Linked DNA regions of Homo sapiens: all the other regions are linked to region 1. Evidence: chromatin loops called from intact Hi-C (ENCODE). Cell type or tissue: heart left ventricle. All regions are shown on one strand.

The links. Hi-C counts contacts between places; a loop is a spot of excess contacts. Peaks named below come from ENCODE experiments on the same cell type or tissue, not always from the same donor. Only the 100,000 strongest peaks of a DNase experiment are listed, where the experiment ranks them.
Region 2: a loop joins it to region 1, with 2.4 times the contacts of the local background. A loop is called at or near these places in 40 of 110 quality-filtered maps.
Region 3: it touches region 1 in a loop (6-fold over the local background); 47 of 110 quality-filtered maps call a loop at or near these places.

Annotation. Positions count from the first base shown.
Region 1 is chr3:43,157,676-43,165,675 of GRCh38, forward strand. No RefSeq gene overlaps it. Among named protein-coding and RNA genes, the nearest start is that of POMGNT2, 56 kb to the left of the region's middle. In heart left ventricle, a CTCF peak has its summit at 4,595; a DNase peak (open chromatin) is centred at 5,203; H3K4me3 peaks cover 713 bases; H3K27ac peaks cover 645 bases.
Region 2 is chr3:43,271,574-43,279,573 of GRCh38, forward strand. No RefSeq gene overlaps it. Among named protein-coding and RNA genes, the nearest start is that of SNRK, 11 kb to the right of the region's middle. In heart left ventricle, no CTCF peak of the experiment used is centred here; no DNase peak of the experiment used is centred here.
Region 3 is chr3:43,374,052-43,382,051 of GRCh38, forward strand. All of the region lies in intron 12 of ANO10 (anoctamin 10), which reads right to left. Among named protein-coding and RNA genes, the nearest start is that of SNRK-AS1, 26 kb to the left of the region's middle. RefSeq lists a silencer at 4,126-4,420. In heart left ventricle, a CTCF peak has its summit at 4,290; no DNase peak of the experiment used is centred here; H3K27ac peaks cover 1,040 bases.

The DNA of each region.
Region 1 (8,000 bases):
TTGTGCAACCCTCTGTAGCGAATCAGGGGCATCTTTAAACTAGTAAGGATACAAGTAGAGGAGATGTCATTATTCCTGGTTTCACAGCTGAGTATGTTGAGGCTTAAAGAGATTCAGTAACTTGCACAGGCTGGCACACCTGGTAAGTCCTTTGTCAAAACTCACATTTCTAGAAAGACTGTTGAGTACTGTGTGGGAAAGGACCTTCTTAAATCTCACATAAGAGACCATGTCAACACTCCACCCATATTGCGGTCGTTCCCTTTACCATTCCCACCCCAACAGGCAGCATTTGTGTCTTTATCTGAGGGCTGCCCGCAGCCTGCTGGAGTTCACTCTGCCTGTGCTTATGGAGGGCTGGAAATGCCTGGAATTTACAGCCCTCTAGGGATGCACTTGACCAAGGATGACAATGCAGGGGTACATGCTCCAGCCTCACCCTGACCAAGATACTCTGGGGTGTGACCTGCACTGTCGCCAGGGTTCCCTGCAAGATGTAGCCAAGGGGAAGCCTTCAGGGCACTTTGCCTGACACTGCACCCTTGCATGGCCTCCTCCTAGCTGGTCACACCCACCCTCCCACTCCCCTACTGGTTTTCTTTCCTAATCAACCACTTTTCTTTTAGTGCTTGCCTTGGGGATAGAAACCTACCCTAAGATATTTAGAGTCCATCTCACTTCTTTTTCTAAGTGAGGAAGCTGATGGGCAGAGAGGAAGGGACTTGCTGGAGGTCACAGAGGAGAAGGGGGCTAGAGCCCAGGTCCCTCAGTGTCATCCACTGCTGCTCTGACAGCGGACGCCTACTGCAATAACTAAAGAAGAAGTCAGGATTCTGACTGGAGTCAAACTGACTGAATACCCAACCAGCCCTTACCTGGACTCCTGAAGCTCTGATACGTACCCATCGTACTGTAAGAACAGGCAGACGTTCAACTAACATATATTTATTGAGCATGTTTTGGTGCCAGGTAGTGTTCTGGGTGCTGGAGAATCAAGGTGAACAGATGGTTCATGTCCCTGCCTATCATTAAGGAGAGAGGGAGAGAGAGACACCATGATATGAGGGAGTGATAAATGCTAAGAAGAAAAATAAACAGGGATCAGGGGTTTGACAGTGACACGGGATGCTGTGTTATATAGGGGGTCAGGGATAGCGCTCTGAGGAGTTGACACAAGAAGATGAGATAAAATGAAAGTGAATGTTTCTCTCTAGGTTCCCCCTCTGGCAGTAGGACAGTGTGGCGTCTGGTTGGCACTCAGTGGCCATCATCGGTGGGCAGCTGGCTCTGCTTGGAGGGGCTTCCTCTGGGTCCATGCCTTGTGCAGTGTTGTCACAGAGCTTGGAGGACTGGCTGGCTCTTGCTGCAAGAGGGCAAGGGACACAGGCTAGCAGCAAGGGGGCTGTGGCTTGTGACTGTGTCCACAGAGCCTGTACCCACCCCCAACCCCAGAATGGTCTTCCAGTCCCCAAAGGACAGAATCGGAGTTGTCTTCAGCCATTTCAGACACGCCATTATCTTGAAAAGAAGGAGATCTGGAGTTATGCATCAGATATTCTCCCCAAGACTTCAGATAGCACATACGTGCCAAGTTTAAGGCAGAAATCTTCCCTTCTTAAACTGTAACTATCTGAAAACCCTGTGAGAGCTCAAAGCTTGAGACTGTAGGTTTTGCAGTCAGGCAAATATTGGCCCTGCCCCAATGCTATGTGCTCTAGGGTTCCTCACAGGCCCTCTCTAAACTCAGACCTGAAAGATGATGCCAGTCTGAAGGAACAGATAGCCAGGGCAAAGCCCCTAGCAAAGAAACATGCTCAGGTTTTCAGGGACCATTTGTGAAAGGGGTAATTAAGGTGCTCCCTCCTCGGCCTGCTCTGATGTCATTGTGACCAGCTGTACCTCCTGCTTCCCCTGCAGCCACCCATGGCCCCACACATGGCTTGCCGCATCTGGAGGTCATGCAGCAAGCCCAGTGCTTCTTGGGAGAGACGCACCTGGCCCTACCCCAGGGGCTGTGTCACCTCCCAGGCAAGGCTCTCTCTCCCACAACCAAGACACGGTGTTCCCTACTCTGCTTTAACTCCCACTGTGACTGGTTTTGTCGGGGGAGAGAGGATGCTTTACAAAATACTTATCTTTATGCTTTGATTTTACAGCAGCAAAGAAAGTCACCTTTGGGCTCATCTTCCAAAGACAACCTTCCAAATTCTTGAGTGTATTTCATTATTGCCTTTTTTATAATAAATATTTTTCCATGGTTGAGAAATCACATTTTTTCCTCTTCCTACCAATTCATTTATTTTCTTGGCCTGCCACTTCCCATAAAAGGTGCAACATATGGTAGAGGAATTTTCCTCCACCTGGGGTTTTGGAAATAATTCAGAATGGTTCTTTGGCTTTTGCTGGCTAGAAGAATGTGTGTTTTCTTTTATGAAATCTGCTACTTAGAATCAAGGGTCATAAAACCGAATATAATCTGGGAAGACAGATTAATTTTTGTTATAGTAAAAACTGCTTCTCACAAAGGAATGCTGAAACATGGACACATGCGCTTCCGGAACCCAAAATGTTCACAGTAATTATGTCACGGTGCCTTTTCTTCCTTTTTTCCTTATTTGTATTTTTTCAGTCTTTTTTTTTTTTTTTTTTTGACGGAGTCTCGAACTGTTGCCCGGGCTGGAGTGCAAAAGCACGATCTCAGCTCACTGCAAACTCTGCCTCCCGGGTTCAAGCACTTCTCCTGCTTCAGCCTCCCAAGTAGCTGGGATTACAGGCACCCACCACCATGCTCATTTTTTGTATTTTTTTTTTTTTTTTTAGTAGAGATGGGGTTTCACTATGTTGGCCAGGCTGGTCTCGAACTCCTGACCACATGATCTGCCCTCCTTGGCCTCTCAAAGTGCTGGGAATACAGGCGTGAGCCACTGCCTCCGGCCCAGTCTTTCTACAAAACATGTCATACTTGTATAATAAAAATATTTTTAAAATTCACTAAAATAAGGGGGGAAAACAAATAAAAGGCAAATCCAGTTAAGTGTACTATATCTGGTATGTTACAGGATGATAATAGATGTTTCGTGAAGAACTAGTCCAGTGATGAAATAAGTTGGGAAACATTGAGTTAAACAAAGCTAATTGGATTTATTCCCTGCAGGACTTCTCAGAGCCTTTAATATCCTGGTGGGCCTTATGATCTTTAAGAGGGTGCTATACCTAGTGATGTTACCAGGCTTATCTCATCTCTGAATCCCCATTCTGAGGAATATCTCTCCAGACTGATTATCTGTGGAACACTCTGGAAAACCCTGTTGCCAAGCTCTGACCATGTGCAGAATCAGGGAAATGCTCAGGTCTCATTAGGCCAAGTTCTAATATGATCTGCAGAGTTGAATGAAGCCTTGTTAGGTTGGGAAATTTGAGACCACATCAGCTATTAAATGAGAAACACTGCTGAGATCTCACTGGCAAATTAAGACATGTGGCCAGGTCAATTATGGATTTTCCAATTACAAGATTTGGAAAGGTAGAAAGACATTCCTGGGCATTTGGTTAGTAGGATCACTGAGCTTTTGGTTCAGCACGGATGATAAGACTTGGATAAACAGAGGGAATTCCCTGAACCCCAAGGGAATGAAATATTGTGTTAGCTTATTTTGTGTTGTTATAAAGGAATACCTGAGACTGGGTAATTTATAAAGAAAAGAAGTTTATTTGACTCACAGTTCTGCAGACTGTACAAGAAGCATGGAGCCCACATCTGCTTGGTTTCTGATGAGGCGTCAAGAAGCTTTTAGTCATGGCAGGAGGGAAGGGAAGCCAGCATGTCACAGGGCGAGAGAGTGAGCAAGAGAGGGAGGAAGAGGTGCCAGCCTCCTTTAAATAGCCAGCTCTCCTGTGAACTAAGATTGAGAACTCATTCATTACCATGGGGAGGGCACCAAGCCATTCATCAGGGATCTGCCCCCTTGACCCCAACACCTTCCACTAGGCCCCACCTCTAACACTGCGGATTACATTTCAACATGAGATTTGGAGGGGACAAACATCCAAACCATATTAAATATACTTGCAAATAAAACAGTCCAAAGAAGCATAAAAGGGATAATGGAGAGTGGGATCAGTGGACAGATCAGGGCTCCCTATATGCACTCAAGCCTCACCAGCACAAGGGCTGGGCCTCCAACTGCCAAATCTGCATCTCTTTGCCTGAGGGCTCCCTCTGGCCATTGGAGCCCGCAATGAGCAGCAGGCCAGAAATGCATAAGCACTGATGTGCGGCAGCTTGAAACCAGTGACTGGTGGGAACTGGCGAACAAACACCCCAGAGCATCCCACCTTGTAGGCAGGATGGTCCTGATGTGCACTGGCTGCAATGGCTCCCGGAATTCCTCAAAGGCTAAATCTCCAGATGCCCATAGTGGCCCCTGGTTTGATAACACACCGTTGGTTGCCTGCCTTCCTGTCTCTGTCTTACTTTCCCTAGGAAACAAGGTAAGTTCTGCAGGAGTTTCTACTCTGGCTAGAAAGCCTGATTTCCTGGGTTTTCATGATTCTTCAAGGCGAGATTTGTACCACTGCAGTGAGTTAAGAACAGTTTCATTTTATTTCTGACAGAGGGCAGCATTTCGTTTTCTTTCACAGAGAGATGTATTCCTGGGCTTGCAAATGACTCTAGCTCAAAATAAAGAAAAACAAATTGAAATAAGGATTTTAATCACTGTGAAGGGAATGAAAGGCTGTGTCAGCGTTTCCATGGTAAGTGCCGTCTTTCAGGGATTTATCATCCCAGCTGTAAAAATATGCTTTATGCTAGGATTTGGCAAGAGCAACCCTCAGTCACTTAAAACCTATATATTATTAAAGATTCTACTTTCAGTCAAGTCAGAAACGTGACTCTGTATAAATGCCACAGAATGCTCCTCTGACCCTTGTGACTGCCAACTGCTGCCTGCCACATTCCCTGCCAAACCAGCTCAGCACTGAGAAGTGGCAAAGGCACAGCAGCTGGACCTCCCCAGAGGATGCTTTGCGTTCTGGAAATGGTTCCGCTGAGGAAGAGGGCCTGGTTCTTTGTGGAGGCTAAGTGCGGCCTTTTGGGGTCTCCTGCCTAGGGGTCTGTAGGTGGCTGTTCTCTGAGCACTGGCTCACTTGCTCCCTCTCCCGCATCCCAGGTCCCAGGGCTACTCAAGGGGAAGGGGATGTGTCAGCACAGCCACACATCACCCTTGGCCCCTTGGCTCGGGATGCCGAAGCCACTGCAGACAGCATAAGTGGAAGAAACTCAGGTTGAGCTGACAGGAAGTGTTAGACTTGTGCTGATTTTACCTGGCAACCCGAACTCCCGTGGTGTGAGGGGAAGAAAGGCAGCTAGGTCAAGTTAGCAGCCAAAAGAGAAAGCAAAACAGGGCTCAGTCTGAATTTTTATGTCACATCACATAAAAGCCACCTCTGCTTGGCTTTAAATAAGACCAAATTTGCAGAAACTGGTATGTCCTTTATTCGAAATAGGGTTGTGGAGGTGGGGCGGGGGGCTCTTTATGATAAGAGCAGAATGTCACTTTTTACGACCCAAGATGAATCCTTAGTGTGGTGCCAGTGGTGTTTATCAGGTCTTAGGCATTAGCAATTTAATCTTTCCCCTAACACAGCAAGTGGTGCATACTCTGATTTCCATTTTCAAAATGAACAAATCGACACCCAGAGCTTAAGGAATTCACCCTTATGAAGGTCTCATGGAGAGTCAATAAGGAGCAGGCACTTAAAGGCATATCTTTCTGACTCTAAGTCATGGGGCTCCATATATTGCACTTGGGAGCAGGCACAAATTCTTCTCCCAGGAAACAGTGCAGGAGCAGGGTTCCAGGGTTCCACCAGCCCATCTCCTCACCCATCCCCAGGTGGTGGGCATCCTGGCACAGTGCTCAGTGTGCCCCAGCCCTAGCAGATTTCCTGCTGTTGAGATAGACAATGGCTGCAGAGGGCAGGGCTAGGAGCAGTGGCTAAACTCTAAAGCGTTTTGATTGCTAACATTTTTTGAGTGGTTACTGTCTATCAGTCACAGTTGGAAGCACTGTATATCTGTTACCTCTCTTAGAACCACTCCCAGCAACTGTCTGAGGTAGGTAATAGCATTGTCCCCATTTTATAGGTGAGGAAACTGAGGAGCAGAGAGCTTAAATAACTTGCCCAAGGTCACATAGCCAGTAGAAAGTGGAGGTGGGATTCAAGCTCAGGCAGCTTGACTCCCCAGACCAAACTGAGGACTGGTGTCCTGTGTGGGTAGCAGGAGGTGAGGGTTGAGGAGGGTGCACTTCACCAACCTCTGAATATTCACGCAGGGGCTAGGTGTTCATTGGTAACCCAATCATAAGTGGCTGGGCTGGACAGGACTTCAAGCCAGCCAGTCCCGCCTCTCATCTTCCTGTTGACCGTGTTGATTCTGTAAGAGGCAAGGGCTGCCCGAGGGTATCCTCCTGTTCTCTAGGATGCGACACTCTAGGCAGAGCCAGAGTGGGATCCTGAGTCTCCTGGGCCCCCTGTTCCTGCAGGAGACACGATCTTGTGATGGAGTCTCCCATGAGCAGGGTAAGGCAAGTTCCTCCTGTACTTTGTCCCCATGGTGACTCAGGTGAGATGGCCCCTGAAAAGCTGTGACTGGGAGAGTTACATTCAAAGTCTGGGCAGGGCTCCTGCAGGCTATCCTGCACCCCTCGGACAAGCCAGGTTGACTTCCCTCCTCCATCTCTCAGTCTGGAGAAGGAAAGAGATAACAAATAGCTGGGGGTGAGATGGACGTAATTAGCGGTTCTAGAGTGCATCATAAAGCAGAAAAACCGATTCCTGTTAGGCTGGGAGTGCCGTCTGTGCTACCCCAGGAAAATGGGATCACACAAGCAATTGTACAAGGCAATAACACCCCTGATGCTGAAGCTGTAACATCTGTTACACCAAGACATTTTGGTTATGACTTCATCATGCATTTCTGAGTTGGTCTGAGACAGTTTTTCATTGGCACTTAGATATATTGGTTTATAAGGCAATAGTGGAATTGAACCTTTCAAAGAGTTCAGGCTCTTCATGGGGGATGTGGTGGGGGAGAATGAGGGAGATGGGAGGAGACAGGAATAGAGAAAAGCTATAATATAAACAAAAGAAGAGCAAATAGTGGCAAATATTGGAAAAGATATTTATTCTCACTAGTAATCAAGGACATGATAATTCAAACAAAAAATGATTCTTTTGCATATCAGACCAGCAAAGACGTAAAAGAATGATCAAACCCAATTCTGGAAAGGAGTTGAGCGTGTTATTGAAGGGACCACACTGTTATTACATTGCTGGGGTATAAAAATTTCAAGCATTATCTCCTTGATCCAGCATGAAAAATTTATTTAAGAGTAATCAGACAAATGCTTAAAGGACATGTGTACAAGAATGTCTACAGTGGTATTGTTAGACTAACAAAAAAGGATAAACTGCTGAATGTAAATTAATAGAGGACCAGAATGGCAGAGTGAGAACCTTCATAAATCTGTTTCTTCATAAAAGCAATGAAAACACTGGCAAAAAATTGTTAAAATTAACTTTTTCTTAACTCCAAAAATCAACCAAAAGCTTGCAACAATACAAGTTTACTTAAGAAGAACTACTGAACCTCCATAAGAGTAGCAATTTATGGCTTTACTTTGTTTTACTTTTTTAAAGACAGGGTCTCACTCTGTCACCCAGGCTGAAGGGCAGTGGTGCAATCATGGCTCACTGTAACCTCAAACTCCTAGGCTCAAGCAATCCCCCCACCTCAGCCTCCCAGGGAGCTGGGACTACAGGCCCATGCCACCACACTTGACTAATTTTTTTAATTTAATTTTGTTTTTATAGAGATGAGGTCTTGCTATATTGCCCAGGTTGGTCAGTTTATGGCTTTGCGACCTGACCTACTCCCAACAATCACTGCCTAGCTCTACTGTAACTACAAAAACTGGCAGCCTTGGAGCTACCAG
Region 2 (8,000 bases), 110 kb after region 1:
ACTGCAGCCTCGACCTCCCAGGTTCAAGCAATCCTCCTGTCTCAGCCTCCCAAGTAACTGGGACTACAGGTGCACACCCCCACACCTGGCTAATTTTTTTAATACTTTGTAGAGATGGGGTCTTGCCATGTTGCCCAGGCTGGTCTCATACTCCTGAGCTCAAGCGATCTGCCTCTGCCTCCTAAAGTGCTGAGATTACAGGGGTGAGCCACCGCACCCAGCCTATTCTCTCATTTTTTGAGATAGGGTCTCACTCTGTCACCCAGGCTGGAGTGCAGAGGCACAATTACGGCTCACTGCAGCCTCAACCTCCCGTGCTCAATTGATCCTCCCAGTAGCTGAGCCTACAGGCACACATCACCATGCCTGGCTAATTTTTTTTTTTTTTTTGACATAGTCTTGCTCTGTCGCCCAGGCCAGAATGCGATAGTCTGATCTCAGCTCACTGCAACCTCTGTCTCCCGGGTTCAAGCAATTCTCCTGCCTCAGCACCCAGAGTAGCTAGGACTAAAGGTGCACAACACCACGTCGGGTTATTTTTTTTTGTATTTTTAGTAGAGACGAGGTTTCACCATATTGGCCAGGCTGGTCTCAAACTCCTGACCTCAAATGATCCGCCCACCTTGGCCTCCCAAAGTGCTGAGATTACAGGTGTGAGCCACCACATCAGGACTAATTTATGTATTTTTTTTGTAGAGTCAGGGTTTTGCCATGTTGTACAGGCTGATCTTGAACTCCTGAGAACAAGCAATTTGCCTGCTTGGACTCCCAAAATGCTGGGATTACAGGCTTGAGCCACTGCACCTGTCTTCTTTTTTAACTTAAGATTGAGGGGGTACATGTGCAGGTTTGTTACATGGGTATATTGCATGATGCTGAGGTTTGGGCTTCTAATGATCCCATCTCCCAAGTAGTGAACATAGTACCCAATAGGTAGTTTTTTTCAATCCTGGCTCCCCTCCCTCCATCCCCCTTTAGGAATCCTCAGTGTTCATTGTTCCTATCTTTGTGTCCATGTGTACCCAATAAACAATGTATTTTACTGAAAAGACTCTTAAGTCTCTTTTACTTTACAAGTCTTTCCCCTTCCACCTTCCCCCTTTTTATGCCATTCACATGAGGAGGGAGAGAAAGGAGTCATTTTTCCTGTAGAATATCTCACATGCTAAATTTATCTGATTGTTTCTTCTTGAAGTCATTTAGCTTGATCATCCATTTCTGGTAAACTGGATTCAATTCTTCTTAAAACAGTTTTTTGGCTAGAAAACTTAATAGGAGATGGTGTGTACCTTCTGATGTATCACATCCTAAGGGACATATCCGATTGTTCCATTTTTAGAGATGTAAAAATTGAGCAATGTGTTCAAGTGTTCTTAGCCTGATCCATCCATTATTAACAGTTCTCTGTCATCCTTTTACCTAATGGTTATTGATGGTCATTGACTAGATTCATTATTTCATTACATGCTGTGAAGTGGTGATTTTCTAGTTCTATCATTCCTTCTGTCTTTATTAGCTGGGATGCTTCCTTAAAGAACTTATCATCTCTTTGGTTACTCTGAAATACAGTTCATACAGGAAAGGCAGGAGAATTGCTTGACCTTTCCCTTTATGTATCCATTTTCAACAAATTTTAATTCATTGTAGGTTTTTTTAATGCTCAGATTATCCCCTCCTTGGCCAGTGGAAGGCCCTTCAACTTGGCTCCTGTGCTGTTTTGATCTGATCCCAATAGTCTCTGATACCTCCCGTGCTTTCAGGAACTAAAAGCATCCACAGTTTCTTTCTGAGGCATTAATTAGACTTGGAAAACCCTTGCTGTACTCCCTACCCCCACCCTTTTGCCTATCCATGACAAGTAATGGTTTATATTAGTTGTATCCATTAGGAATGCTTTCAGCTATAAGGAAGCATAATGAACAGAGTTCTCTATTTATTCACAGAACAAAACGTCTGAAGCAGGCAGCTGTTAGCATTAGTTCAGCCGCTCTTGATGTCCAGAGCCAGTGTGGCTGTGCTTCTCCCAGCCACTCCTTCATGGCTTCAACATGGCAGCTCCTATTCCAGGCATCATGCCCACCATCAGGGCAGGAGGACAGGGGAAGGCCAGAACCAGCTGCAGCTGTCCCTTTGTATGAGAAAAACAAAAGCTTTCCACAAACCCTTTCCCTTGCCCCACAGTTGAATTCCATCTGGATCTATTGGCTAGAACCAGATTCTATGGCCACCTCTATTTACAAAAAAGCATAGGAAAATGAGCAATTAGTTTTGCTGGTCTCTACAGTCCAGGCAAGGGAGTGGGGTTTGAGAGTGAATATAGGGCTACTGTTTCTGGGAGCCCTAATAATAAAACCAGGGTAAGGCAAGTAGATTCTGGGACCAAGACCAGATTCTGGTCTTGGTCCCAGAATCTACTTGCCTTACCCTGGTTTTGTTATTGTCAATGTTACATGTGTAACACTTCCTAATTTTGAAGCAGAGTAGAAAAGTTAAAGAGAATTGTGATCTGGAAATTAGTAAAGCTTTATTTTCAAGACCACCTAAGGAAGTAAGCATCAGCTGTTTTGACCTCCAGGCCCCAGTGCTTCAGCTCAGCTCTGTTCAGTTATTGGATGCCAAGTCCAATGGCTGGGTCTGCACTGTCCAGTGTCCCGTTTCCTCCTGTCTCTAAAGGGATGGATCAATCTCACCCTCATCAAAACACACACTTCATTTGAGCTACAGTGATTCCTCGTGATGGTGGAATACCTCATGGCCACAGTTTCACCAGAGGCTGTCCAGCCTTCACACTGTTTTGGTAAAGAGCAAGGCAAATGTTCAGCAGCACTCAGTACTGATGATAAAACACTAAGCTTATTCTGCACCAACTGATAAATGGCCACTGCCTGGAGCCCCCAAGTCCTTGGTTATCCCCGCTCCTCTTGGAAGTCCAGACAAGACCTCCTCTCAATCCAACAGCTAAGGGTGAAGGCCTGGCCTGGTGGGGACCCTAGGACTCTACTCTAGCCAGCACTAGGGCCATCTACTTTGTGTCCATCCATTTAGGGGTCATATGGCTCCAATTTTTAAAGTGTCTTGAATACTTTCCATGAGAAAGAAACCTTGTCACTATTCTTTCCTGTCATTTCTCTTGACCTTCCCTGTCTCAAGGACAAATGGGTAATTAATGATAACAAACTCAAGGAATGGAGGTGGATAATTTCATCACTGATAGTCTTGGTTTCTTCAAAGCTAATTCATAAATTTCTTATTAGAAAATTTGAGCTGCTCTGATACTGTTTTTTTTTTCCTTTAATATTCCTACTGCAAGTAAAAAAAGTCAGCCACAGAAGAACCCACTTGTATGATCCCATGTATATGAAGTTGAAGAAGAGGCAGCACTAATCTGTGTTGTAAGAAATCAGGTAGTGGTTACCCTGGTTGGGATACTCATGAGGAGGAAGCACAGAAGGCTTCTTGGGTGCTGGTTTTGCTCTTTTTTCATGATCTGAGTGTAGAGACTGATAGTCCATTAACCCAGTATCACCCTCCTCTTTTCTCCTTTCTATCAGAACGCTGATTTCCTTGTTGGAGCTGGGGTGGCATGTGATTGAGCTGAAAACTATATTTCCCCATCTTCTTTGGAAGTAGGGCTGGTCATCTGACACTCTTTTGGCCAATGAGATGAGATGCAAGTGAAAGTTCTTGATGGGACTTCCAGGAAATCTTCAGGTGGACAGGCTTTGTGGCCAGTGTCCTTCACCCTTCCCTAAGTACACTAAAGAATACATTGCCATCAGCCTTGGTCATCCCAAATGTCCATTTATGTGCTCATGTGTAAAAATCTCCCACGTGTTGCCTGTTCACTCATTCAACTAATACTGAGCACTTACTACCAGTTAGGTTGTGCTGATCAGGTGTTACGGATTCAGATGTTCCAAAGCCAGTGCATTAGTTCATTCTCACACTGCTACAAGAAATACTTGAGACTGGGAAATTTATAAAGAAAACAGGTTTCATTGGCTCATGGTTCTGCAGGCTGTACAGGAAGCATGATGGCTTCTGAGGAGGCCTCAGGAAACTTTCAATCATGGTGGAAGGCCCAGGGGAAGCAGGCATGTCTTACATGGCCGGAGCAGGAGGAAGAGAGACGGGGGAGGTGCTACACACTTTTAAACTGCCAGATCTCGTGTGAACTCTGTCAGGAGAACAGGACTATGGGGATGTGCTGAACCATTAGAAACCGCCCCCGTGATCCAATCACCTCCTACCAGGCCCCACCTCCAACTTTGGGGATTACAATTCGACATGAAATTTGGGTTTGGGTAGGGACACAAATCCAAACCATATCAGCCAGGCCTATAATTGGAGATGTAGGCCTGCAGTGAAGGACAAAAGCGGTGAACTGGAGGCCCTAGACCCTGGTAAACAAGGAGCACAGGGAGAGTGCTGCTCAGCTCTAGCAGATGTTAGAAATTCAAATCTCAAGTTGCAAGATCTTCCAATTTTTCAAGAGAAGCCAGAAATCTTGATTTTATTTTTCAAAATTAACTCTGCCAGGAGGTAGGACTTCTAGCTATGGCAGAGTCAAACTGGACAAAGTTGTCATATTAGTTTTCTATTGCTGCATAACAAATTACCACAAACAGCAGCTTCAATAACACACACTCATTACCTCATTTTCTGTAGGCCAAAATTCCAGGTAGACTCTACTGGGTCCTCTGCCTAGTGCTTCACAAGACTGAATTCAAAGTGTTGGCCAGACTGGTCTCTTATCTGGATGTTCTGAGAAAGAAATTGCTTCATTCAGGTTGTTGGAAGAATTCAATTTCTTGCAGCTATAGGACTGATGTCCTGTTTCCTGGCTGTTGGCTGGGAATCACTTAGCTTCTAGAAGCTGCACTCTGGTCCTTTGTATATGGCCCTCCATCTTCAAAGCCAGCCATGGAACATTTTTAATTCTTCTCATGCTTTGAATCTCTGACTTCCCCCTTCTTCCCACTAGCAGGAGAAATTCTCTGATTCTAAGGAGCTCACATGATTATATTAGGCCCATCAGATAATCTCCCTTTTCATATAAAATACAGGCGTACCTCATTTTATTGTGTTTCACTTGATTGCACTTCACAGACAATAGGTTTCTTACAAATTGAAGGTTTGTGGCAACCCATAATAGGTTTTTCATAAGTTGAAGGTTTGTGGCAACCCTGCATCTACCAACTCTATTGGCACCATTTTTCCAATAGCACGTGCTCACCTTGTGTCTCTGTGTCACATTTTCGTAATTCTCATGATGTTTCAAACTTTGCCATTATTACTTTATCTTTTATGGTGATCTATGGTCAGTGATCTTGATGTTACTATTGTAATTGTTTGGGGGCACCACACACAGTGCCTGTAGTAGACAGCAAACTTAATAAATGTGTGTCTTCTGACTGCTCTACCAACTAACCATTCCCCCATCTCTCTCCCTTTCCTCAGGCTTCCCTATTCCCTGAGAAAGAACGATACTGAAATTAGGCCAATTAATAACCCTACAGTGGTCTCCTAAGTGTTCAAGTGAAAGGAAGAGCGGCAATCTCTCACTTTAAATCAAAAGCTAGAAATGATTAAGCTTAGTGAGGAAGGCATATCAAGCTGAGACAGGCTGAAAGCTAGGCTTCTTGCACCTAACAGTTAGCCAAGTTGTGACTGCAAAGGAAAAGTTATTGAAGGAAATTAAAAGTGCTACTCCAGTGAATGCATGCATGATAAGAAACTGAAACAGCTTTATTGCTGATATGGTCAAAGTTTTAGTGGTCTGGATAGAAGATCAAACCAGCCACAATATTCCCTTAAGTCAAAGCCTAATTCAGAGCAAGGTCCTAACTCTCTTCAATTCTATGAAGGCCGAGACAGGTGAGGAAGCTGCAGAAGGAAGTTTGAAGCTACCAGAAGTTGGTTCATGAGGTTTTTTTTTTTTAAGCCATCTCCATAACAGTACAAGTGCTGATGGAGAAGCTACAGCAAGTTAGAAGATTTGGCAAAGATTATTGATGAAGCTGGTTACTTTAACAACAGATTTGCAATATAGAAGAGACAGCCTTTCATTGGAAGAAATTGCCATAGACATCATCCATTGTGCAACCCATGGATCAAGGAGTAATTTTTACTTTCAAGTCTTATTGTTTAAGAAGTATATTATGGAGCCTGGGCAATATAGGGAGACCTCATCAGCATGAAAAATAAAAATTAGCGGGGCATGGTGGCACATGCCTGTGGTCCCAGTTATTCAGGAGGCTGAGGCAGGAGGATCTCTTAAGTCTGGGAGGCCAAGGCTGCAGTGAGCCATGATCATGCCACTGCACTCCAGCCTGGTTGACAGAGCAAGACTCTGTCTCCCCTCAAAAAAGAAGAAGAAGGAGGAGGAGGAGGAGGAGAAGGAAGGAAGGAAGGAAGGAAGGAAGGAAGGAAGGAAAGAAAGAAAGAAAGAAAGAAAGAAAGAAAGAAAGAAAGAAAGAAAGAAAAAGAATATTTTGTAAGGCTATAGCTGCCATAGATAGTGATTTCTCTGGTGGAAATTGAAAACCTTCTAGAAAGGATTCACTATTTTAGATATCATTAAGAACATTCATATGGTCAAGCACAGTGGCTCATGCCTGTAATCCCAGCATTTTGGAGGCCAAGGAGGGAGGATCACATGAGCCCAGGAGTTTGAGACCAGCCTGGGCAACAGGGCAAGACCCCATCTCTACAAAAATTTTTTTAAAATTGCAAGATGTGGTGGCACGAGCCTGTGGTCCCAACTACTCGAGAGGCTAAGGCAAGAGGATCACTTGAGCCTAAGAGATCAAGGCTACAGTGAGCCTTGTTTGCACCAATGCACTCCAGCCTGGGTAACCAGAGCAAGACCCTGTACCAAAACAAAACAAAACAAAACAAAACAAAACAAGAAGAATATTCACGATTCATGGGAGGAGGTCAAAATATAGACATTAACAGGAGTTTGTGAGAAGTCGATTCCAACCCTCATGGATGACTTTGAGGGGTTAGAGACTTCAGTGGAGGAAGTCTCTTCAAATATGGTGGACACAGCCAGAGAATTAGAATCAGAAGTAGAGCCTGAAGAAGTGACTGAATTGCTATAATATCAAGATAAAACTTGAATGGATGAGGAGTTGCTTCTTATGGATGAGCAAAGAAGTGGTTTCTTAAAATGGAACCTACCCTGATGAAGATGCTGTTAATATTGTTGAAATGACAACAAAGGATTAGAATACAACATAAACTTAGTTAATAAAGCAGCAGCAGAGTCTGAGAGAATTGATTCCAATTTTGAAAGAAGTCCGACTGTGGGTATCACACACTCAAACGTCATCACCTGCTGCAGAGAATTCTTTCGTGAAAGCACGAGTCAACTGAAGAGACAAACTTCATTGTTGTCTTATTTTAAGAAATAGCCACAGCCACCCCAACCTTCAGCAACCACCAACCTGATCAGTAAGCAGCCATCAACATCGAGGCAAGACCCTCCATCAGCAAAAAGATTATAACTCACTGAAGGCTCAGATGATTGTTAGCAGTTTTTAGCATAAAGTGTTTTTAAATTAAGGTGTGTACATTTTTAAAGATATACACTTAATAGACTACAGTAGAGTGTAAACATAACTTCATATGCACTGGGAAACAAAAAAAGCTGTGTGACTCACTTTAATGAGGTGGTCTGGAACTGAACCTGCAATATCTGTGAGGTGTGCCAGTATTACATATCACAGGAGTGACATCTCATCATATATACAGGTTTCACCCAGACTCAGAGGGGTAGGGATTATACAAGGGCAAGGGTCATTGAGGTTCATTCTTAGAATTCTGCCTATCACAGTTTTCAAAAGCAATGATTTCTTTTTTGAAAATTTTTAAACATTTTAATTTTTGTAGAGATGGGATTTCACTATGTTGCCCAAGCTGATCTCAACCTCCTGGCCTCAAGTAATTCTCCCACCTCAGCCTTCCAAGTTGCATGGATTACAGCGTAAGCCACA
Region 3 (8,000 bases), 220 kb after region 1:
CCCAGGCTTCAGCATGGAGTGGACGCACCCATCTAGATGGTTCCTCCAGGCTGTGGGGCTCAGGTCCATGGGTCTGGGCATCAGTCCTATGCTTCCTAGGGTTCCCTGTGCCAGGTTCATGCCAATCTTGGCTACTTAACTCCCCATTTCCTGCATTTCTAATTGCTCTTGTACAGCAAAACCTCTTTTTAACCTCCTTTGTTGATATAACTTTTAATGTCTGTTATATTACCTGTGTGTAATTTAAATTCATAGTGCCCAACACTTACATCACATTGCACGCCAGGCACTGTTCTAAACACTATGCACATTTGATTTACTCCTCATAACCACCCTATGAGAGACATACCATTATGATTTTAAAGAAAAAACAGAGGCACATAAAGGTTGAGAAACTTGCACCAGGTTATAGCAGGTTTGAGCCCAGGCCGTCTGGCTCCAGAGCTGGCTCCTAACCTACAGGCTGCCCGGCCCCTACCCTGATGTTGGATCTAGACGTTTCATTTTTGTACTATAATAATATCACCCAACTATCCACTGGGGTCACCTGTGCTTTGAGATTCAGATTCAACTGGATCACACTTCTAATCCATGAGATCTTGCGAGTATCTCTGAATTATTGGTGTGGATCCAATTTTGTCTTGTCACACCTGGCTCAGATTTTCTGCTTCTGCTAAATCTCTGAAACCATGGCAGCCTGGCTCCAGATACACCAGGTTAACCCTATCTTGATCTGTATGCACACATTTTAGCAAGATATTAAAGAGTGCTTAAAACTTTAAGAACTGGCCGGGCGCGGTGGCTCACACCTGTAATCCCAGCACTTTGGGAGGCCGAGGTGGACACATGACTTGAAGTCAGGAGTTCAAGACCAGCCTAGCCAACATAGTGAAACTCCGTCTCTACTAAAAATACAAAAATTAGCTGGGCGTGGCGGCAGGCACCTGTAATCCCAGCTACTCAGGAGGCTGAGGCAGGAGAACCACATGAACCCGGGAGGCGGAGGGTGCAGTGAGCCGAGATTGCGCCACTACACTCCAGCCTGGGTGACAGAGTGAAACTCTGTCTCAAAAAAAAAACAAACAACAAAAAACTTTAAGAATCATTTTTTTGGGTGGGCGCAGTGGCTCATGCTGGTAATCCCAGCACTTTGGGAGGCCAAGGCAGGTGGATCACCTGAGGTCAGGAGTTTGAGACCAGCCTGGCCAACATGGTGAAACCCTGTCTCTACTAAAAATACAAAAAAAATAGACAGGCGTGGTGGCGGGCGCCTGTAATCCCAGCTACTCGGGAGGCTAGTGTAGGAGAATCGCTTGAACCCGAGAGGTGGAGGTGGCAGTGAGCCGAGAATGCACCATTGCACTCCAGCTTGGGTGACAAGAGGGAAACTCTGTCTCAGAAAAAGAGAATCAAGTTTTAAAAAATATCCAGAAGTCCTTGATGATTTTTTTTTTTAAAGAAAGGCTTCCAAAGGGAACAAGAATAAGAAAATGTGGAAACCACAGTGAGACAGTTGGCAAAATCACAAACGCTAGAGCAGCTGAAACTCAGATGCGGAGACACTTCCTTTAAACACAAATGATTTAGACCAGGTCTCCTACTCTCCTAGCTAAAAGAGGCAGGTGAATCCTTGAAGTCACAACTTCCTCAGAATCCTCAGGCAGGACTCCCTGGACTCCAGAGTCAGAGAGAGCAACAGGACAGTTTATTCCCCCCTTGTCCATGGCAAGCCACAGGAGCCTGGGGGAGAAGGTGTCTTCCTAGAACAGAAGCTCCTTGGGGGATGAATTTAATGCCATATAATATTTTTTGTTTGTTCATTTTTGTTTGTTTTTACAACTTTGTCACATTCAATATTTTTAATAAGTAAAAAACAGGCATGTGCTTTAAATATTATCCAACTTATTACCAACTGCACCCCATTAAAAGGTGTGACCTGGAGGAAAGAGAATGGAAGGAGCCCCTTGGTGGTTCATTGCTGTGTGTGCCCCAGATGTGTTCTGATGGCCTCTTGTCACCAACTGGCTGGTGATGGAGAGCTGCTGAAGAGCACCTCCAACAAAGAGCATGGCAAGAACCAGAAACCTCGATCCGCAAGGGACTGCAGTTTACTAAACACATAAAAGGGAGCAGAAACATTAATAAATTATTCAGGAACAAGAAAGGTTAAAATAAGCCATATCTCCTCCACTGGATGAAGAGAAAAAGCTAGTAACAGATGTTGCTTAAAAGGCTGAATTGAATGGACGGTTTTTTGAAACATCCTGATATGAGCATGGAGAACAGTGGGCTGGGGGTGTCCTGGGGACATCAACCAAGGGGACTAGAGCAGTGGCCTGAGGCTGAGACAGGGGCAGTATTTTGACACTTGTAAAGTAGAGGTATAATTATAAATAAAAAGAATCAAAGTCCCTAACATCAAAAGCAAACTATGACTAATCTTAAAGAAGTAATATAATTATATACGAAAGCTACAATTACTTCTGGAATGACCATCAACTATGTGTGTTATGGCAACATAGGTAAGAGGGCAACAAAGTGAGGAAGACATGGGAATGATGTTCCCAGATGGGAGGACCAAAAAGACAATGAAGGTGACACCAATTCTGAGAAAGGGGGAAATTTTCATATTTTTGCAAATAATAATGTAAAAATAACATGTAATCAGTTTGCCTCCAAATCACAGGGCAAAGAATGAAGTTTCTTTTTAAAATGACTTTGGCATGGCTCCTTTCTAGTTTCACTGTAACTAGATCTACAGGTGTGATGTTATTTTGCAAACAGAAATGCGAAGAGGAGATCTTCCACCCAGGTTCTGCTGTAATATGGCAGTGAGCTGTTTCAGATGCCAGCGAGGTCTACAATCTTCTTGTGTATTATCCTCAGCCCCATGATACTGACACATTCAGTGATGTTACTAGGACATTGTCCCAATTGTTCAGGTCATCTAGATGACCAAGAGCATCTGGTCTGGAGGAGACATTTCCTGGACAAGACTTACATAGCATGACTTCTTTTTTAAAACAATATTTAAATTACTTTTTTTTTGAGACAGGGTTTCACTCTGTCACCTAGGCTGGAGTGGAGTGCAGTGGCACAATCACAGCTCACTGCAGCCTGGACCTTCCGGGATCAGGTGATCCTCCCACCTCAGCCTTCTGAGTAGCTGGGAGGCTGGAGTGTGCCACTACACCCAGCTAATTTTTTGCATATTTTGTAGAGATGGGGTTTCACCATGTTGCCCAGGCTTGTCTTGAACTCCTGGTTCAAGTGATCTGCCTGCCTCGGCCTTCCAAAGCACTGGGATTACAGGTGTGAGCCCCCGCACAGGGCCCACAGCATCACTTCTTCAGGAAGGCTCTCCCTCCTCCTTGCCTGGGAGGAAGGGTGCCAAGTCCTTCAGGAATAACTACTTTCTGGTCTGGAAGCCCTTGGAGCCAAGGAGGGCGGCAGCATTGTTCTTTCACAAGCCAGAGAACCCCCTATGTTGTCATACAGGTCACCTGGGGCCCTTGGGAGATAAGACCCAGAGAGGTCTGTGACCATCCAAGGCCAAGATGACCATCTAGCCAGCCCTCATCTTTGATCTGAGGTTCCATGTTGATAGCTAGAGAGCCAGGGCTCAGGTTCAGGCCAGAAGAGGAGGCGTGGCCAGGCCAGTGGACACCAAGCACAAGTGGCTGTTCCAAAGAAACCCCCGCAGGCTCCTTCAGTGAAAGCCATGGCTAGGTGACATTTACAGATCCAGGAATTGAAGCCTTGACAGTTTGGTTAGATCAAGGAATGACACAAAAGTTTAAAAGCCCAAAGAATAGGAATAAACACTCTAGAAATCAAAGAGTCTCTAAAAGGACCCTGAACTGGGGTGGCACAGTGGTGGCCATCTGAGAAAAGATGCCTTGGTGATCAGAGGTAATCCAGTGTCCAGCCTCCCACTGCAGTCCCGACTCATGGAGTATGAGGGGACACAATTTCACTGTCGCATGAGAAAGAAACTCAGTTTAGAAAGTTAAAGGATGAAGTAAGAGCCTACTAAATGAAATGCAGGAGACAGTCCACTGCCCACATCAGTTTCAACACAACTTAGTAAATATTACTCTTAACTATAAAGGGAGAACAACCTTTAATCTAAGAAAACACTGCCAGTGGCCACAAGGAAAGTGAAAGTGGGATGAGTAGGAGCAGCTGCCAAAGGGTGAGCTCCTTCTCTGCCCAGAAAAGCTCTGCACCCACTTTCTGCACACCTAGGAAGGTAAAGGAGGCACCCAGGCATCAAAGGACCCCTGGTGGTGGCAGAGGGGATTGGTTCCATTCTTAAGAAACACTAAGGCCATCACCAAGGTGAAAACAGATCCTTATGAAATGCAGCCACAACTGCAGACCGCAGAGAAAGTATAAATGTTTCCCATCACCTTTACAATCTTTCCCAGGGCAGTTTTCCCCACATCTGAACACTGTATGGCCCTTTGATAAATGCAAATATCTATATCTTCTATAATGTCATTTAAAATTTCAATATTACTATTATGAGTAAAACAAAATTGATAATTACAACATTATGATTTTTAAAACTCTATATCCCCTCACTGTACAAGAGATTACCATGTACCCTTCCCCCCAGAGCAGGGCCCTGTTCCTGGCCAGTTGAGAAGGGCTACCCCTGGGTGATGACGGCTGTGAGTCATCAGAATTGCAGGCACTAGGCACCCCTTCTATAGAGCCTGGGTAAAGCTGGAGCCAGGGATGGTTGACTTGACTATGCTTGATTTTTGTGTAGGAACAACACAGTAAGTGTTAGGCAGGGATTCTAGCCTTTATTCACTTGACATCATTTTCCCTCAGAAAAGTTAATTTTTACTCATTCCCACCTAGAAACCTCAACAAGCAGGATTAATTACTGCTTCTTCCCAACACCTTTCATTTCACTTTAATTTTCCATTACCTATATCCCTTCCTGAGTGGCAGTCCCTGTAACCAATACTGATCACTAAATACAGGTTGATGAAAACATCATTGAACATTCCTCACTGCTATGCTACAGGATCCTGAGCACACACGGCAGCCAGTCAATATTTTCGCAAATCTAGAACTCAAGTGACACAATGCTGTCCCAGTTGGTGACAAAAGGCCATCAAAACACATCTTGGGATACATACAGCACTGAACTACCAACAGACTGTCTTTCTTTTTCCTCCAGGTTACATATTTTAGTCGGGTACTGTTAGTAATTAATTGGATAATATTTAAAGCATATGTTTTTTATTAAAAATATTGAATGTGCTTTTGCAATTGGAGAACTTAGAAGAAGTGAGGAGTGAGCCCTGAACCTGAAAATGGCAAATAGAAGGAAGGACTAACTTGCAGCTTCCACTCAGGCAAACAGAGCAGTGTGTGGAGGCCCACATCGTGAACTTTTGCTCCAAGAACTACTGCAGGAACATACCAGGAAAGCCAAGAGAATCCACAGACCCTTTAAAGGAGATGGACTGCCTCCAGGCTCTGTGGGACAGCCAGGAACTGTGAGTCTGCTTGCTTTCTCAGCTGGGAGGCATGTAGCCTAGAGAAAGTTCTCAGCCCTGGAAATAAACTCAGCGCTGTTGTGGGGGCACGGTGGGAGGGAGACTGGCCTTTTGGGCTGTGGGCTGCATAGGAGCTGGGTGAGGGCTGTGGCTGCCAGCTTTCCCCAACTTCCCTGATGACCTGTGTGATACAGCAGAGGCAAGGTTGTTTAACACCCCCAAAAGATCACACTAGCTCACCAGCAATGGATCCAAACCAAGATCAAATCTCTGAATTGCCAGAAAAAGAATTCAGAAGGTTGACTATTAAGCCAATCAAGGAGGCACCAGAGAAAGGCGAAGTCCAACTTAAATAAATAAAAAACAAAATGATGCAGGATATGAATGGAAAAATCTCCAGTGAAATAGATAGCATAAATAAAAAACCATCACAACTTCTGGAAATTAAGGATGCACTTAGAGAACTGCAAAATGCACTGGAAGTCTCAGCAACAGAATCGAACCAACAGAAGACAGAATTTCAGAGCTCAAAGACAAGGCTTTCAAATTAACCCCATCTGACAAAGAAAAAGAATTTAAAAAAATTAACAAAGCCTCCGAGAAGTTTGGGATTATGTTAAACAACCAAACCTAAGAATAATTGGTGTTCTCAAGGAAGAAGAGAAATCTAAAAGTTTGGAAAACATATTTGAGGGAATAATTGAGGAAAACTTCTCCAGCATTGCTAGAAATCTAACATCCAAATACAAGAAGCTCAAAGAACACCTGGGAAATACATCACAAAAAGATTATCACTTAGGGACATAGTCATCAGGCTATCTAAGGTCAAGATGAAGGAAAGAATCTTAAGAGCTGGGAGGCAAATACATCAGGTAACCTACAAAGGAACCTATCAGATTAACCTATCAGATTAACAGCAGATTTCTCATCAGAAACCCTACAAGCTAGAAGGGATTGGGGTCCTATCTTTAGCCTCCTTAAACAAAACAATTGGCCAAGAATTTTGTGTCTACCGAAACTAAGCTTCATAAATGAAGGAAAGATACAGTCTTTTTCAGACAAACAAATGCTGAGAGAATTCGCCACTACCAAGCCAGCACTATAAAAACTGCTAAAAGGAGCTCTAAATCTTGAAACAAATCCTCAAAATACACCAAAATAGAACCTCCTTAAAGTATAAATCTCACAGGACCTATAAAACACCACCACAATGAAAAAAACAAGGCATTCAGGCAACAAATAGCATGTTGAATAGAATAGTACCTCACATCTCAATACTAACTGTATTAATCCGTTCTCACGCTGCTATGAAGAAGTGCCCAAGACTGGATAATTTACAAAGAAAAGAGGTTTAATTAACTCACATTTACGCATGGCCCAGGAAACATACAATCATGGCGGAAGGGGAAGCAAATACGTCCTTCTTCACATGGTGGCAGGAGAGAGAAGCGCCGAGCAAAGGGGTACAAGCCCCTTATAAAACCATCAGATCTCATGAGAACTCACCCGCCACCATGAGAAGAACAGCATGAGGGTAACCGCCCCCATGATTAAAACAGCTCCCACTGGGCCCTCCCATGACACATGGGGATTATGGAAACTACAATTCAAGATGAGATCTGGGCCAGGACATGGTCAACCCATGTCACTAATGTTGAATGTAAATGGCCTAAATGCTTCACTTAAAAGATACAGAATGGCAGAAGGGAAAAGAATTCACCAACCAAGTATCTGCTGCTGCCTTCAGGAGACTCACCTGACACATAAGAACTCACATAAACTTAAGGTAAAGGGGTGGAAAAAGATATTCCATGAAAATGGACACCAAAAGCAAGCAGGAGTAGCCAGTCTTATATCAGACAAAACAAACTTTAAAACAACAACAGTTAAAAAGGACAAACAGGGACATGATATAATGATAAAAGAAATAGTCCAACCAGAAAATATCACAATCTTAAATATATATGCACCTAACACTAGAGCTCCCAAATTTATAAAACAATTACTCCTAGACCTAAGAAATGAAATAGACAGCAACACGATAATAGTGGGGGACTTCAATACTCCACTGACAGCACTAGACAGGTCATTAAGACAGAAAGTCAACAAAGAAACAACAGACTTAAACTATACCCTAGAACAAATGGACTTAACAGATATTTACAGAACATTCTACTCACAACTGCAGAATATACATTCTACTCATAAGCACATGGAACATTCTCCAAGATAGACCATACAACGGGCCACAAAACAAGTCTCAACAAATATAAGAAAATCGAAATTATGGCAAGTACTCTCTCAGACCACAGTGGAATAAAACTGGAAATCAACTCCAAAAGAAACCCTTGAAACCCTGCAAATACATGGAAATTAAATAGCCTGCTCCCAAATGATCATTGGGTCAACAATGAAATCAAGATGGAAATTAAAAAATTATTTGAACTGAATAATAGTGACACGACCTATCAAAACCTCTGG